Linked DNA regions of Mus musculus: region 1 is linked to region 2. The links are chromatin loops, found by intact Hi-C in ENCODE. Cell type or tissue: left cerebral cortex. All regions are shown on one strand.

Region 1 (8,000 bases), 71 kb before region 2:
TGTTTATGACAATGGCACACCTGGTGCCCAGAGCCATCTTAGAGTTGGCTTCCTACAGTACTGGTATCTCCAATACTCTGGGGCCTTCTACTGCAACGAGGCTTCACCAATAACCTCTCATAGGTTCTCTCCATGGTGCCAAGCCTCAACTTCTTTTCATGACCCCTTCAGTCCTGGGCTGTCAAGTGCAACTGAGGCTGCATCTTCACCAATGGCCTTCCATGGCCTCTCAGAGTGCCAAGCCTCAGCTGCTCTTTATGTTCCCTTCATCCCTTCAAAACCAGTAACACCTGAGTGATGGGGATGGATGTAGATGAGGTGAAACCCAGAACACCTCTCATTCCCTGCAAGGGAAGACCCATGCCTGTAGCCAGAAATGTTAGGATTAGAGCAAAACCCTTAGTAGAAACTGCTGTGATTCTCATTTGGAAGACCATGGACTGATCTGTCAGCAGTGTTATTGGAGGTAGCCTTTTTCTTTCTCCATTGTGAAGTTGATGGTCCTTGGGCAGACTTCAAGAAAGGGTCTGAGGAGACAGACCCAGGAAGAGTGTAGCAATAACATTTGATTTGCGATTAAGAAGGCTGGAGTCATAATTAGCCCTAAATGGGACAACTCTATCACCCTCTCCAATGCTCAGGGAAGAGGAGACAGAAAGAATGTAAAAGCCATTCTGGGCTTGACATAGCTGTTGTCTTCATGTGGTGACCTGCACTAGAGCTGCAGGCGACTGGGCATTCATCAAGTGTGTGGGAGGGTCCCCTGAGGCCCCACCCCTCCCTTCAGGACTAACAGAAGTTAGTGCTTGCCAAGGGAGTAGCTATCATCCTCTGCAGTGACACGGAAGCTGACAAGTTACCCATGCTCCAGGAAATAAACTCCCACCCACGCTCAGGCAGGCGACTTACCTTAGACTGAGTAAGTCACACACAAAAGAAGACATGAAAGAAGGAGGGGCTCTTCGTTGAGACTAAGGGTTTCAAGTGGGAGAAAGAGAAGGATAAGACTATTAAAATTCATTACATACAGGTATGGAACTGCCAAAGAAGAAAATGATGAAGAGCAGCAGCTGCCGCCACCGGGAGTGAGTCAGAGGTGGCCTGCAAGCCTGCAGGAACCTGGCCCTCACCAACAGAAAAGGCGGAGGACAGACACCTGACAAGAGTGTTCTCTTCCCTCCACTAAGTGTCTTTTACAGTTTACATGTTGATTTGGGAGACTGTTAATTCTGGGATATGCGGGGGGTGGGGTGGGGGGAACAACTCCAACATTCTGGACCAAATTTAAAGCAACCTTTATTAAATATTAGATATTGACCAAGGGATGGACCTTAGTTGGGACCATTTCACAGAACTTCCCACCTGAGAATGGCCTGAGCCATGGGTTGCAGGGGCAAAGGGCAAACCTATAGGCCACTGTACTTTCCCATGATGCTTTGCTGTTTCCTAAGAACTATAATTCCCAGCATTGCAGGAAGTTACTGGGTTTCTGGGCAGGTAAGGCTTACAGGTTAATTTTGGGCATTATAAGACAAATACCAAAATATTATCTATGATACTATTGCTTTATTTTATTTTATTTTCAATTACATATGCTTGTATGTGCATGAGAGTGCAAGTGCCCACAGAGGTTAGAAGGAGGTATTAGGTATCCTGGAGATGGAGTTACAGGAGATTATGAGCTATCATATAGATGTTGGAATTAAACCTCAGTCCTCTGGAAGAGCAGCCAATGAGCCATATCTCCAGCCCTATCAACCTGTTGGGTTGTTTAAAAATAATTCTTTTATTTTTATTTTTAAGTATGTGTGTGTTTGTGTGTGTGTGTGTACATGGGTGCAGTACCCTAAGAGACCGGAAGAGAACATTGGATTCCCCCCCCCCCCACCGCCCCCACCTCCCGAGCTGGAGTTACAGGCAGATGTGTCCCTTGGAAACCAAACTCAGCTCGCCTAGAAGAGGACTGGACTATCGAGCCTAAGCGCCCATCTAAGTCTTTGTATCCAGTCTTTCTGCAACCCTGGAAGCCTTTTTACCAAAAAGTACATTCTTTCATCCTAGCTGTTTTTTGTGACTAGCACCTGCTGAAAAAAAAAAATAAGAAAGAAAGAAAGAAAGAAAAAACCCAAAACATCATCAAAACAACAAAAAGCCAAGCCCACCAACAAGAAACGGATATACACAAAAGCCAAGAAAAACAAAACAAGCCCCCCCAAGCCCCAGCTATTCATCAAGATAGGAAAGAGAAACACCCAACTCCTACCTGCGCTTGGTGATTGCTTGGTGAAAAATAAAAGTATTTTTCCTCTCATTCCTTCTTTTGTGATCAAATGAATAATGAAGGGATTGAGCCTTTGCTAGTGTGCATGCCCCTGCAGGGAGCCAAGAAACAAATAGGTTTCCTAAGGGTATAACCCAGCCTTTTCGGCTTTTCCGTCATCACGTGATTGAGGGCTTCTGCTTCCCACTTAACCTGCATCCTTCCCAGACTGATTCATGGAACCTCAAGGGCTCTACAGGAAAATTCAAACATCAGCTTCTCTCTGCCATAGGACTTCCATCCGAAGGAATGGTTCCTTGGTTGTTGCCTTCACAGCCCTCACATCCGGGCTGGACCTGGCAGAAAGTTGACATTTGACCCCTATCTAGAGCATAGACGATGCTGGCAGCCGTATGTCCTCACTTTTGCCATTCCGGTGCCTCCCTCGGGGCACAGCCAAGGTTCCGAGATGGGCATTTTCAGGAGGAAACGATTTTATTTGAGGTCTTGGCAGGGAGATGAGAGGAGGAGGCGTGCCACCTTCTGTAACAAAAGGCATTTCCCAGCCTTAGACACACCCTTAGGCCCAGATGTACACTCCCACTCCTGTCAATCCAACTGCACTGACTAGCAACCCTAATGCCTGCTGCTTCCAGGCACCCCGCAGCCTGCGTCTTGTTTCCACTATTTCCTCTGCCTGTCGCAGGGAAAGCCTCACTACCAAGAGCCTTCAAACACAGTTCCTGTTACTAATTTTGCCCCAAAGGGTACCACAGTGATTAACTTAATGCTTCCCCAGGGATGACTCTCTCTGTCTGGGGTCAGGGTGGGGCTGGATGGATTTTCTTTATTAAGGATGGTGGGAACCCTCTTTTGAGCTTTGAAGTCTCGCCTTAGATTTTTTTTTAATTTTATTTTTTATTTTTGATAACTACAAAGGGACAGGAAGTCTCTTTTTACTCCTCTGAGGCTTGCTGTTCTCCAGGGGCATGGAAAATGTACACGTTGTTAGCCCCCCAAGCCTGGGGGCTGGGGCCCGCGCTCTGCCGGATTGTTTTTATATCCCAGCAAAAAGCATCTGTGTGCAGAACAGCAGCTGGTCTGCTGCTGCCAACTGCACGTTCCCAGTACCAATGTAAGCACTTTCCTTAGAGGTTAAAACCCCCAAGGCACTGTTTGTGTTTGGAGAAGAAATGCTCTAAAAATAGTAAGTGGGGGTTTAAAGTCTCTTCGTCAGATGTTCGGAAGCACGCTGACCTGGTGCGCTGCTTCTTAGAACCAGAGCTCATTGGCAGGTTGCTGTGCCTTGCACCTACGATTCCTGACTCCTTCAGTAAGCTAGCTGGTGAAGAGCTGGAGAATCTGTATTTATAATAAATCCCCGGGTGGGGCATTGATGTTGCTGATTTTAAGAACACACACTGTTGTAGCCAGTCAAAAGACCCTTACTCAGAAAGACCACAGAGACCGCCGCCATCGCTGCAAACCGCATGAGGATTTTTATTGATCCAACATGTTGGGGACACCCCTCTCAGCACGCAGGCCAGAGGAGAGACCCAGAACAAAGAAAGATCACATTTTTTATACCTTTGTAAGGGGCAGATTTGAGTAACAGGGTTCTTATTGGTGTAGCAAGTAACCCTTTCAGGCATTGGTTGGTTTGTATAGTGACTAAGTAACCCTATGGCCCAGTGACTACTTTGCTTGCCCCCATGGTGGGTTATTATGATTTGGTCAGCAAAGTAATAGTACTTTAACATCACAGCTATTAACGTCAAGGGAATTCTCACAACAAGCTCAGGGTGGTTTGTGGTCTTTGTCAGAATTCAGTGTGGGGCAGGGGTCAGGAGAATTGCTAATCTTGTTATGGTTACTTCTCTGAGAACAGCTAGTATTGTTTTGGTAGTTGCAAGCTTAATCATTTTGACCACCAAAACTATGTTTTTACATTTGTTTAGTCAGCCGGCTTCCCTATCTGGCTCTGCACGTGGCCTGCAAGTACAGTTTGGAAAGTGTTTTTCGAAGGAGGAAGGTACTGGGTGGTCTTGAATTCATTTTGGATATTACAACACAAAGAACCACTGGTCTGGTGTATTTCCCCCCAGTCTGTTGTTGGCTGCAGGGTGTAATACAGACACAGGGTTTATTACCAGGGAGAGGAGGGTACCATAGCTTGATGCAATTCCTTATTACCTGTGTCGCCAAGAGCAAGTAGCTTAACCTTGCTGGTCTCTGTTTCCTCCCTTCCTTGACAATCATTTCTATAGAGCTAATTTATATCAGGATCTTAATTATCTTGTTTTGTGGAGGGCACATGTTTATAAAACGTTGATCTTTCTCCCTACCAATATTTTTTCTCATTGTCATTTAAAGAGTCAGTTTTGGGACTGACAAGATGGCTTAGTGGGTAGAGAAGGCTTGCCACCAACCCTGATGGTGGGAGCTCAATCTTTGGGACTCACAAGGAAGAAGGAGAAAACAGACTCTGATCTGTACACATTTAAATTGGCACGTGAGCCCTTCTCCTCAAATAAAGTCACACACACACACACACACACACACACACACACACAGAGAGAGAGAGAGAGAGAGAGAGAGAGAGAGAGAGAGAGAGAGAGAGAGAGAGAGAAAGATACACACACACATCCCATACACATTTTTTGGCCAGGTTAGACAATGCTGGGGAAAGATATCAGATTTATGCATCTCTCTCTCTCTGGACTGAGTTGGTGACTGTGGGAAGGGATGGGACTTGACTACTGCAACTTGTCAGAGCACAGTAGGCCACTGTGAATTGCAGCTCTCAGACTCCTGGTACCATCCCATAGTCCAGCACATGGGAGCTAAAAGTCCAAATAACAACAATGCTGTCTGAGGACTTGGAGGCAGGTGACATTGTGGTAGGGATTTGTGGATTTCGATGTGTGTTTGTTCTCTGTTTTTAACACCTTCCATCAGATAAGTTCCTGTCCTGTTTCTTCAGATCCCAACCTGTTTTCCATTTCCTTGGGGAGCCTTTGAAATATGTGGCTGGATCTGGATGTTATGAACTTGTATGGAGTTCTGCACAAGTCTTTATAGTTTCATTTGATTGCAATCCAATTAATGTAAGGATCCTCCCTGAATGATGCGCCCTGTGAAAGCAAACTCCATGCTTAATCTCTTCCCTATACTTGTGTAGTATGCATTTCTTGACTTTTCATGAGACATTCAGAGACTATCCTATAAAAGTGTGTAAGTCATAAAAGTGTGAGATTAAAAAAAATAGCAGGTGCAAATGAATCACATTTTCTTGATCCATTCTTTGGGAAACATCTGGGTTGTTTCCAGTTTCTTGCTATTACAAATATAGCTGCTATGTACCTGGTAGAACAAGTATCCCTGTGGTATGGTGGAGCATCTTTTGGGTACACGCCCAGGAGCGGTATAGCTGGGTCTTGAGGTAGAACTATTCCCAATTTTTTGAGAAATCACCAAGCTGATTTCCAGAGTCGTTGTACTGTTGTGGCCGGCCAGCAGCTCGCAACGTGAACGTGACTGAGATGGCCACTCGAGCTAAGGGAGGAACTAGTCGGGGAGAAAGAAGAAACGGAGCCAAGACAAGTTCATCCTGTTCAAAGCTCAATTTTACTAGTTCTGACATTCAGTTATAAAGGAAGGGGGAGGGAACCCGATTCCCGCCAACTGGTCTTGGAGTCCAGTAGCAGGGTGAACACGTGTGTGGCTCCAAGCAGCAAAGCAGCACGGTCCAGCAGTGGGCGTGGCAGAATGAATGAGCGGGAAACTCCACCCCTGAGCCAGCAGGTTCCAGGCTGGGGGTGGGGAGGCTGCAGTTGTACAAGTTTGCACCTGCAATGGAGGAATGTTCTCTTCGCTCCACATCCTCACCAGCATTTGCTAACTCTTGAGTTTTTGATCTTAGCCATTCTGATAGATGTAAGGTGGAATCTCAGAGTCATTTTATTTGTATTTTCCAGATGATTAAGGACATTGAACATTTCTTTAAATGTTCCTCTGACATTAAAGATTCTTCTGTTGAGAATTCTCTGTTTAGCTCTGTACTCTATTTTTTAAGATTGGATTATTTGTTTTCTTGGTGTTTAAGTTCTTGAGTTCTTTATTTATCAGTCCTCTGTCAGATGTAGGGTTGTTGAAGGTCTTTTCCCATCATGTAGGCTGCCTTTTTCTCCTATTAATTATGTCCCTTGCATTATAGAAGGTTTTCAGTGTCATGAGGTCCAATTTATTAACTGTTGATCTTAGCGCCTGAACCATTTGTGTTCTGTTCAGAAAGTTCTCTTCTGTATCAGTGCATTCAAGGCTATCCCCACTTTCTCTTCTATTAGTTTTAGAGTATCCAGTTTTATGCTGAGGTCTTTGATCCACTTGCACTTGAGTTTTGTGCAGGATGATAAGTATGGATCTATTTGCAATCTTCCTCATGCAGACATCCAGTAGGACCAGCACAATTTGTTGAAGATGCTTTCTTTTTTCCATTGTATGGATTTGGCTTCTTTGTCAAAAATCAAGTGTCTATACATGTGTGAGTTTATTTCTCTGTCTTCGATTCAATTACATTGCTCAGTTATTAAAAGCAAGGACATCATGAAGTTTTCAGGCAAATGGATGGAACTAGAAAATATCATCCTGAATGAGGTAACCCAGCTCCAAAATTATAAGTAGATATTAGCCATAAGTATACATACAGGATACCCAAGCTATAAACCAGAAACCCAATTATGCTAAATAACAAGGAGGGCTCAAGGGAGGATGCTTAATCTCACTGAGAAAGTGTCCTAGTCAGGGTTTCTATTCTTGCACAAAACATCATGACCAAGAAACAAGTTGGGGATGAAAGGGCTTTTTCAAGCTACACCTCCACATTGTTGTTCATCACCAAAGGAAGTCAGGACTGGAACTCACACAGGGCAGAAACATGGAGGCAGGAGCTGATATAGATGCCATGAAGGGGTGCTGCTTACTGGATTGCTCCCCTAGCTTGCTCATCTTCCCTTCTTATAGAAGTCAGGACCACCAGCCCAGGGATGGCATCACCCACAATGAGCCCTCCTCGCTTGATCACTAATTGAGAAGATGCCTTACAGCTGGGTCTCATGGAGGTATTTCTTCCTCAAGGGAGGCTCCTTTCTCTGTGATAACTTCAGCTTGTGTCAAGTTGGCACATAAAACCAGCCAGTAAAGGAGGAGAAACAAAATAGTCATTGGAGGGGATGGAGGGAAGGAACTGGTTGAGAGAGGGGCTGGGGAGGGAAATGGGGAGTTGGTCATCAGGTGTAGGGAGAGAAGGGGAAAGGGGGCTGTGAGAGTGAATGGAAATTTGTGGCAGGTGGGAGTGGGGTGGGGGTGGGGAGGCTGCCATATCATTTCTAGGATGTGTCAGAGACCTGGGACAGGGGAGGCTCCAGGTAGACTATGAGGGGCCTCTAGCTGAGATTCCTTGTAATGGGGGATATGGAGTCTGAAATGGTCACTTCCTGTGGCCAGACAGGACCTCCCAGTAGAGGGAAAAGGATACCAACCCACCCACAAAACCTTTGACCCTAAATTTGTCCTGCCTACAAGAAGTTCCGGGACAAAGATGGAACAGAGACAAAGGGAACGACCAACCAATGACCAGCCCAACTTGAGACCCGTGCCGTGGGCAGGAACTAATCCTTAAGATTTAATGATACTCTTGTTATGCTTGCAGACAAGAGCCTGGCATATCTGTCCTCTGAGA
Region 2 (8,000 bases):
ATTTCCATGTGTTCTGAGACTCAGCCGGCCACCCCTGGAATCAGAGGTCTGTATTTCTCAGCAGCTCTCTCAGTGTTTCTGATGCGGCCTGTCTAGAGCCGTTTTCCAAATGTTTGTCCTAGGACCACTGACCCTGAAGCCCATTTTCTCTGTGTCTGTCAAAGTTCCACACTATCCAAAAGGCAGTTTCAGCTGAGTAACTGCAAGAGACTTCCAGAGGGATAACTTGCAAATGTGTGCTAGGGTCTCCAAAGAACGGCAGAGAACCCCAAGGTGGGTCACACAATGCATAGCAACTGTCGGTATTTTAAACTCAGGAGGTCAGAGGGTGCTCCCCAGAATCAGAAGACAAGAAAGGACCCCCCAGAAATACTCATTAGTGGAGAAATGTAGCCAGTTAGTTTGAGCCAAATCCACCTAGAATATGGAAGGCCAAACAGCTATTGTCCATGGCCACGTAGACCAGCCTTCAGGGGGTAGCGAAGAGGATGGACAGTGCTGGAGGAGCACTCACAGGAAGAGCTTCTAGACCATGCATTCTTCAAATTGCACGCAACTTTGTTTGTTGCTTCATGTCTCCTCACTGTCTTTATTGCCAGCGACAACCCAGGCAAGCAATGCCAAGTTGTTTGCCTCTTCCTTTTCCTCCTCCCCCCCTCTTCCTCCTCCTCCTCCTCTTCTCTTCCTCCTCCTCCTCCTTCTCCTGTTCTTCTTTTCATAGCCAATGATATCAACGAGTATTCTCTATAGTACGTGTACAGTGATGGATTTTTTTTGTCTCTGTCTCTAACGTGTGTGTGTGTGTGTGTGTGTGTGTGTGTGTGTGTGTGTGTGTGTGAGAGAGAGAGAGAGAGAGAGAGAGAGAGAGAGAGTTTTGATGTTTGATGTCTTATTTTTCCACAATCTCTACCTCATTTTAAAAAGCTGTGTTCATCATCCTCATCATTAGCATGAGGGTATATGATGTGTATATATGTGTGATGTCTTTATGATACAATACTATAGCATGTGTGTGGACGTTAGATCACAACTCTGTGGGATTGAGTTTCTCTGCTCACATTAATGTGGTTCTGAGGGTTGCGCTCAGGAAGTTAGGCTTTTGTGGCAAGCACCCTTTACCCTCTGAGTCTTCTTTCCATGCCTCCTCTTTATTTTTCCAGACAGGGGGTTGTTCAATGAACTCGGAGCTCTTTGCTTCAGCTAGAGTAGCGGCTAAGTAAGTACTGGGAACCCTCTTGTCTCCACCTTGCCATCACTGAAATTACAGGTACTTGTCACTGTGTCTGGCTTTCACATGGGGTGCTGGGATCTGAACTCAGGTCCTCAGCTTACCCAGCGAGGGCTTTACCCACTGAGCCATCCATCTCCCCAGAGCATTAAAGGAGAGAACACTTCAAAGTAGGTGCATTACAGTTTTACAGCAAAGGAAATTAATTTACAGATTATGCAACTGACCAGTCACGCAGCAATATAAGCGATAAGTGATTGACTGGAGACCGCATATCTTACACCAGAGCCCATGCTATCAGCCTCTGCGTTTTCCCAGAAAAACACACATCCGAGTCACTCTGGGTAACTTCAGTGTGTGTGGTACTTGTTTTCTTGTACATAACTTTGTCATCATTCACAAGGGTGTTTGTGTTTATTAATTATTACAGGTTTCCTCTTCAGATCCAGGAAGCACCTTGGGCCTTGTGGAGCAACTGTTTTCCGCACGATTTGCCCTTCTTTTTTTTCCCCCCTATGCCCTGTGTAATGAAGAATGCAGCTCAGAGCCATTGTAGCAGTTCACTCTGAATGAGGGTTTCTCCAGGACTTGGTTCTTTTAACGGTAAGCCCAGGACAGATCCCGATGTGGCTGGGGTGGTTGACGATTGCCATGTTTTTAAAGCAGGCACAATTTTATAATGAGAAGACCAGACATTCTCAAACCACATTAAAAAAAATCAATAAAAATTAGAAACATGTTTGGAAAAGATACACACATGATGAATGAAGACTTAAATATATCGTTCTTCATACCTTATGAGCCTGGGATCTGGTTAGGGTTCATCTCATGGCATCTTAAAGCATAATTCATGAGTCTTCCTTAGGATCATTGGAGAGGCAGAAGTCATGTGATATGATGGGGAAGAGGAACTGGAAGACAGTTTGTTCCAGACAAGTCAGCTTGGCATCTAGAGATGTCAAGTGATGAAGGATGCAGGCTGTTGCAACAAAGCCCAGAACCCCATCTCCTTTAATCAGGTCCTAAGCATGTGACACCTGTCTCAAACACAGATGATGTTTATTTCACTGTGTTGTAACCACTTGTTTGTTGTTTGTGTCCCTTGCTAGACAGAAAGACCCTTGAGGACAGCATGCAGCAATCTGGAGATTTACAGTTGTCCCTGTTCCGTGGTCCTAGCTCAGTGACTGTTGAAAGCATCTTCAGCTACAAAGGAAGGGCACTTTCTCAAGGTCTGTGTTTGGGCTTTCTCAATTCAGAAAAACCTGTAACTTTCTAAGCCTGGTCTGAAGACATCAGGTATTCAAGTGGGCACAGGGGAGGCATAACTCCCTACACTATAAAAGGCGTTCCTGCTAAGCAATTTCCAACCTTGTCTGCCTCTGAGGTCTCTCTTGACTCTTCTTCATTCCTCCACCTGCCTTTTCGATTATCTTGCTTTTGGATCTCAAATAACCTTACTTCATCCTTAATGTTTGGCAGGATGCCAGGCAAATGAAAAAAAAAACAAGTGATTTTTTTTTGGGGGGGGGAGGGTTTGGGGTTTATTTTGGGTAGGGAAAGGAAGTAATTTAACTCGCATAAGTGGTGAGGCTTCTGTAGGAGACCATTCAAGAGTTGGTGTCAATGTGTATGTCCTGAGAAGGTGGTAAGAGGGACCTTGGGACACAACTCACTTTGAAATGCATTCCCGTTGTGCTAGCATGCTGCATGTCCAGATGAATTTGTTCTATGGCTAGAATCGACAAGATTGACGATCGTTTCAGGCATAAGTAAGGCTGAGTTATGGTTCTACTATGTACCCAAAGTCCGGATAGGAGGCAAGATCTCTGGAACCCCAAGACTGGTGTCCTTTGCTCTCTTGCAGTCCTGAAGTCTTACAGCCTGCAAATGTCTGGCTCCTGCAATGCCTGGCGTCTCCCATTTTTCTGATACTAACCGGACGGACGCGAAGTGAGAAGCATGGGTTTAGCTTCTGGAGAAAGTCTCCCAGTGCCCGGAGACAGTGGCTGAGAGAAGAGAAGAAATGGCAAGAAAGATAAAGCATGGCTTGGGGCTTCTTTACCATTAGGGGAGAAGATACCCACTTACAAGTGCTATTAAAGCCTGTGGTTAGATTTCACCAGTGTAAATTATTCACGGAGAACTGCCAAGGGTTTTCCCTCCCTGCAGGGTGAACAGCTGGCATTCTGCACTTCCCTGCCTTGCTAGTCTGGTGGGTTTTTTGAAGACTAGCGCCCTCTGGGGGTTGAAGTGAGAAAAACCAATCTAGGAAGAAAAAAGGAGGAAGGGTTTTTGCCCTTGGCTGCTCTTACCTAGTGATGAAAGCTGAGGGGCTTTGGAGAGAAATACTTTGTAATGCTACACTGAGTGTGTAGTGCCACATGACCTTGGGGCTAGTGGTATTTGAGGCTGCTTAATTGTCTTAAGCTAATGTGGCCTCGGCAGTACCACATCCCATGGAAGAGGTTTCCAGGGTATCTAGAGAGCCAGGCTCACTTTCTGTGTTTCCTGTAGGAAGGTACGAGGTATAACAGGACTCAAGACTAAGCTGAATGTGACTGTATGAACCTGAAACATCTAATACTTGGGAGGCTGAGGCAGGTGGGTCACTGGGAGTTTGAGGCCAGCCTGGACTGCATAGGAACTTTTGACACAGTCTAGGCTTCAGACGGAGATGCTGCCTCAAAATGAAAGATTGAAGGCTTGTCGAGAAGACAGGGTGGGCAGTGGTGGTGGTGCACACTTTTAATCCCAGCACTTGGGAGGCAGAGGCAGAAGGATCTCTTTCAGTTTGAGGCAAGCCAGATTTCTATATCAAGTTCCAGGCCAGGCAGGGCTACAAAGTAGAACCCTGTCCTGCAGGAGGAGGAGGAGGAGGAGGAGGAGGAGGAGGAGAAGGAGGAGGAGGAGGAGGAGGAGGAGGAGGAGGAGACGACAATATGTCAGACATATGACAGAATGGCTATATGACTCCTGGAGAAAGCGGCCTAGCATTTGTAAAAGCACTCAATCCATACAGGAGTCAAACTTACCTCGTTGATTTCCTTAAGAAGAGGAATTCTGTCCTCTGCTTTCAAGGCCTTGCTTGAACTTACTGGTAAGTTACTAATGTGTGACTCAAACTGTTACAGAAAGGGCCACGTTGGGGGAAGAGGCAGCAGGGAGGAGATGGAGGGCTTGCACAGCTGTGACAGAGGAAGCCTGAGAAGTCTGCCCGCGGCGATGCTGAGCATCAGAGAGAGGATGCCAGCCTCCTCGCCTCCTTTTCATCCCTCTAAAATGGAATTCCAAAGCTCAGGCCCACAACTCAGTCTAAGAGGACTTTGCTACACCTCAGCATCTCAAACACCCATTTGGAGAGCGGATTGTGTCTCTGCTTTCTGCATTCCAGTCACTGTGATGTATTTCTACGACTATATGTGTGTGTCATATATGTATGTGACTATATGACATATATATGTATGTATGTATGCATATATGTATACACACACACACATATATACACATATATATGACTAGATCTCTGCCCTCTTCTGCAGCTGAGGTGCTGACCCGGAAACTGAGGCAGACAGCAGTGGACGGACCACCTGAATTCTCTCCATCCATACTCTTTCATTGGTTCACCTTCCAGCTGACTGTGTGGGTGTGTATGTTTGCTGGCTCCCTCTGGAGCATGAACTCTCTAAGGTCCTGGGTACTGCAAGTTAGTAGTGCTATGGAGATACCAGAACAATCTTTACCAGCCTTCAACTAGTGGCTCGTATTTAAACCCACCACATCAGCTATAGACTGTAAGGAGAATAACATCACGTCCAGGGCATTGATGAGGCCAGACTTAAAGGCAATGGTGTAAGACTTTTACATGTGAGTGCTCTGGAATTTCATAAAGGCAAAAGTGGACGTCAAAAAGCCAATGCTAATTACAGGAAAGAATTCTCCAAAAAAAAAAAAATGTTTGCCATTGCCTCGAGCAATATGATCTAACATTCACTGTATGAACTCTGTCTCAAGAATTCAAACTTCTCCTCTACAAGATCCCGAAGCCTCAGAAGAGGATTTGTGTTTACTTCTTTCTCACTGGATCTCAAATGGCTACCAAATTTATCTAGTGTATTACATCACCATTGTCTCTCCACCAAGACCAAGGGCCAGAATTCAGGGGAGACCTCTCTAGGTGGGAGCTTACTCCTGTAAGATTGCTATCATGTCATGGTCACCAAAAGGCTTAACAGAGAAATGACTTCCAGGACTGTTTCATTACATGCTTAGTGATCGGAGCGATGTCACAGTGAGACTCTTTATGGATCTGCCAAGGGTCCCTGTGGCCTGGTAGTTCCTGAGGGTGAACCATCTAAACGGCCCAGTCAGCAGCTCTATGCAGTACTTCTCTGACCCGATCTCAGGAGCGAGACTCTATCACGTGTACTGTGTCTTTGGTCACACATGTCAGTCCTGATTCAGCATGAGGAGACCACATGAGCTATGGACACCAGGAAGGGAATGAGGTTCGCCGGGGACCATCTTGCCCCCTGGTTATTAAGGGATTCTATAAACATTCCATAAGAGGTTTGGGGTCAGGGGCACTGAGATGGTCCAGTGATTGAGAATGTTTGCCATATGGGTTTGATTACTTGAATTCGATCCCCAGAACCCTGAAAAAAAAAACAAGAGATGCCCCTAAAACAAGGCTTAAAAAAAGAACGGATTCCTGATATTCTTTAATCTCCATATACATCCATGTGCACTCACGCTCACACACACGTACACACACTAGCCAATATGAAGAAAGAGGTTTTAGGAAGAAAATATATGGAACAGCAGAACATTCAATCATATCGAGATGGGCTTTTGACTCTCAGGCCAAAAAATATTTAAAACAAAATTTTTTTTATCATCTAATTCCCCATCGTGACATTTACCCCAGCAGGCAGTGACCTACACCCTCTAGGTCAAACATTTTATAGCCTTCAGCAAGCTTTGCTCTGATAGAAACCCCTTAGCAACAAGCCCAGCAAATTGCAATTATAAAAACATGTCTGCTTCTCAGGAGGAATGCTGAGTCCTCAGTCAGCTGGCTTTCATCTGAGAGTCAGACCAGAGCTTGGTCAGAGTGTTGCTACAGGCAGGTGTTTTCTGGGGCAGGATGTGGTTGCACAGTGGCGCTCGCTCTCTGTCAGTCTGGGCAGAGGGATTCCACTGGCCTGATTGTTGCACGCTTGCTTCCTGAACAGGAAGTCCCTACCGCTTGGTGGACAGGTCCGTCCAAAACAAAACTGTTTGTATCCCAAGCCCCATCCCTGTGCTGAACCCCGAATGCTGTGGAACAGAGGTGACCCACGGACTCGATCATCAGCTACCACTCCCTATGGAGTGTTTACATTTATCACTCACTGGCTAACAAAGTCAAGCTATTTCCCCCGCAGAAACAAAAGCATAAACAGAAACACAGAGGGAGCAGCACTGAACAACGGCAGAGAAAATGACTGGTAGACTGGCAGACTGGCATATAGAGCCTTAGCAAACAGCTGAAGGCATGACCCAGGGCCTCCAAGATTATCTTGTAGAAAGAGGTTTCTTCTTCCCCTCCTCGTCGTCGTCCTTCTCCTCTTTTGCCTTCTCCTTCTCTTTCTTCTACTTCTCTCCTCCCCTCCTTCTTTCTCTCCCTTTCATTCTTTGTTTCTTTTTTTCTCGTTATTTGGAACTATACACACACATACACACACACACACACACACACACACACACACACACACACACAGAGAGAGAGAGAGAGAGAGAGAGAGAGAGAGAAAGAGAGAGAGAGAGAGAGAGAGAGAGAGAGAGAGAGAGAGAGAGAGAGAATTCTATTTCTTTAGTGGGCAATAGGTTAAAATGTATTGCTGTTACCTTTGAGCTTTCTTGAAAGAACACTCTGCAGTTAGCATTATCCTCCTCTACCCTCTGCTGAAGCATCCTGGTACACTCTTCTCCCATTTTACAAACATGTTTTCACAGACCATCCACTCCTTGGCATTGTGTCTGTTTCCATGTGCTGGCCTGTTTGGTTATGCCCGGTTGACCCACCTGAAAGATAAGCTTTGGTAGGCCTGAAGGTTCACATTCATAATCCTGGACCGGGAGGCCGAGAGAAAGAGGTTTCTTCAAGCTTGGGGTCAGCCATGGCTGCATGGTGAGGTCCAGGCCATGGGAGGCTACAGAGTGAGATTCTGTCTCAACAAAACAAAACAAAACAAAACAAAACAAAACAAAACAAAACAAAAAAAAGTAGCCAAATGAATAAGTAGTGAAGTCTATAAGAACACAAATTTTGCTTACTTTGCTGTTTGTTACCCCCCTCCACAAACCTAGAAAATAAATGACATTATGTTTGCTGATAAATAATTATTTTTTAAAAAGTTCTGCAGCAAGTCAGTTGTAGGCTGCTAAATCACTTCCCCAGTCTTTTGAGTCCAGATTTGACACATCTTTCACCTTCTGTAATCTGTACCACACGCTATGCTATTCTGGAGTCTGAGGCAGGAGAATCACAAGTTCAATTCCAGCTGAATTCCCTGCGGAGGGAGTTCAAACCCAGCCCGTGGCACTTAGCAAAGCGCTGTCTCGGAATCCAAAGTGAAGACAGGGCTAAGGATAGGTCTTGGTGGTGAAGCCCTTGGCTAGTCTGCCTGAGGTTCTCGGTTCAATTCTCAGTACTCGCAAAGGAAAAGAGGACCCAGATGCCTAGACCTCAGGAAGACAAGGCTTCAGGGCTGTACAGGAAGATGACTAA

Evidence for each region. Hi-C counts contacts between places; a loop is a spot of excess contacts. Peaks named below come from ENCODE experiments on the same cell type or tissue, not always from the same donor. Only the 100,000 strongest peaks of a DNase experiment are listed, where the experiment ranks them.
Region 1: a loop joins it to region 2, with 2.7 times the contacts of the local background. A loop is called at or near these places in 4 of 42 quality-filtered maps.

What each region holds. Positions count from the first base shown.
Region 1 is chr17:43,155,507-43,163,506 of GRCm38, forward strand. It overlaps E130008D07Rik (RIKEN cDNA E130008D07 gene), which reads right to left and starts at 2,785. Exons shown (of 6, transcript NR_045155.1): 1 at 2,264-2,785; 2 at 910-971. In left cerebral cortex, no CTCF peak of the experiment used is centred here; DNase peaks (open chromatin) are centred at 2,859, 3,406 and 3,659; H3K4me3 peaks cover 772 bases.
Region 2 is chr17:43,226,600-43,234,599 of GRCm38, forward strand. No RefSeq gene overlaps it. Among named protein-coding and RNA genes, the nearest start is that of Adgrf1, 40 kb to the right of the region's middle. In left cerebral cortex, a CTCF peak has its summit at 3,461 (motif pointing left); a DNase peak (open chromatin) is centred at 3,439.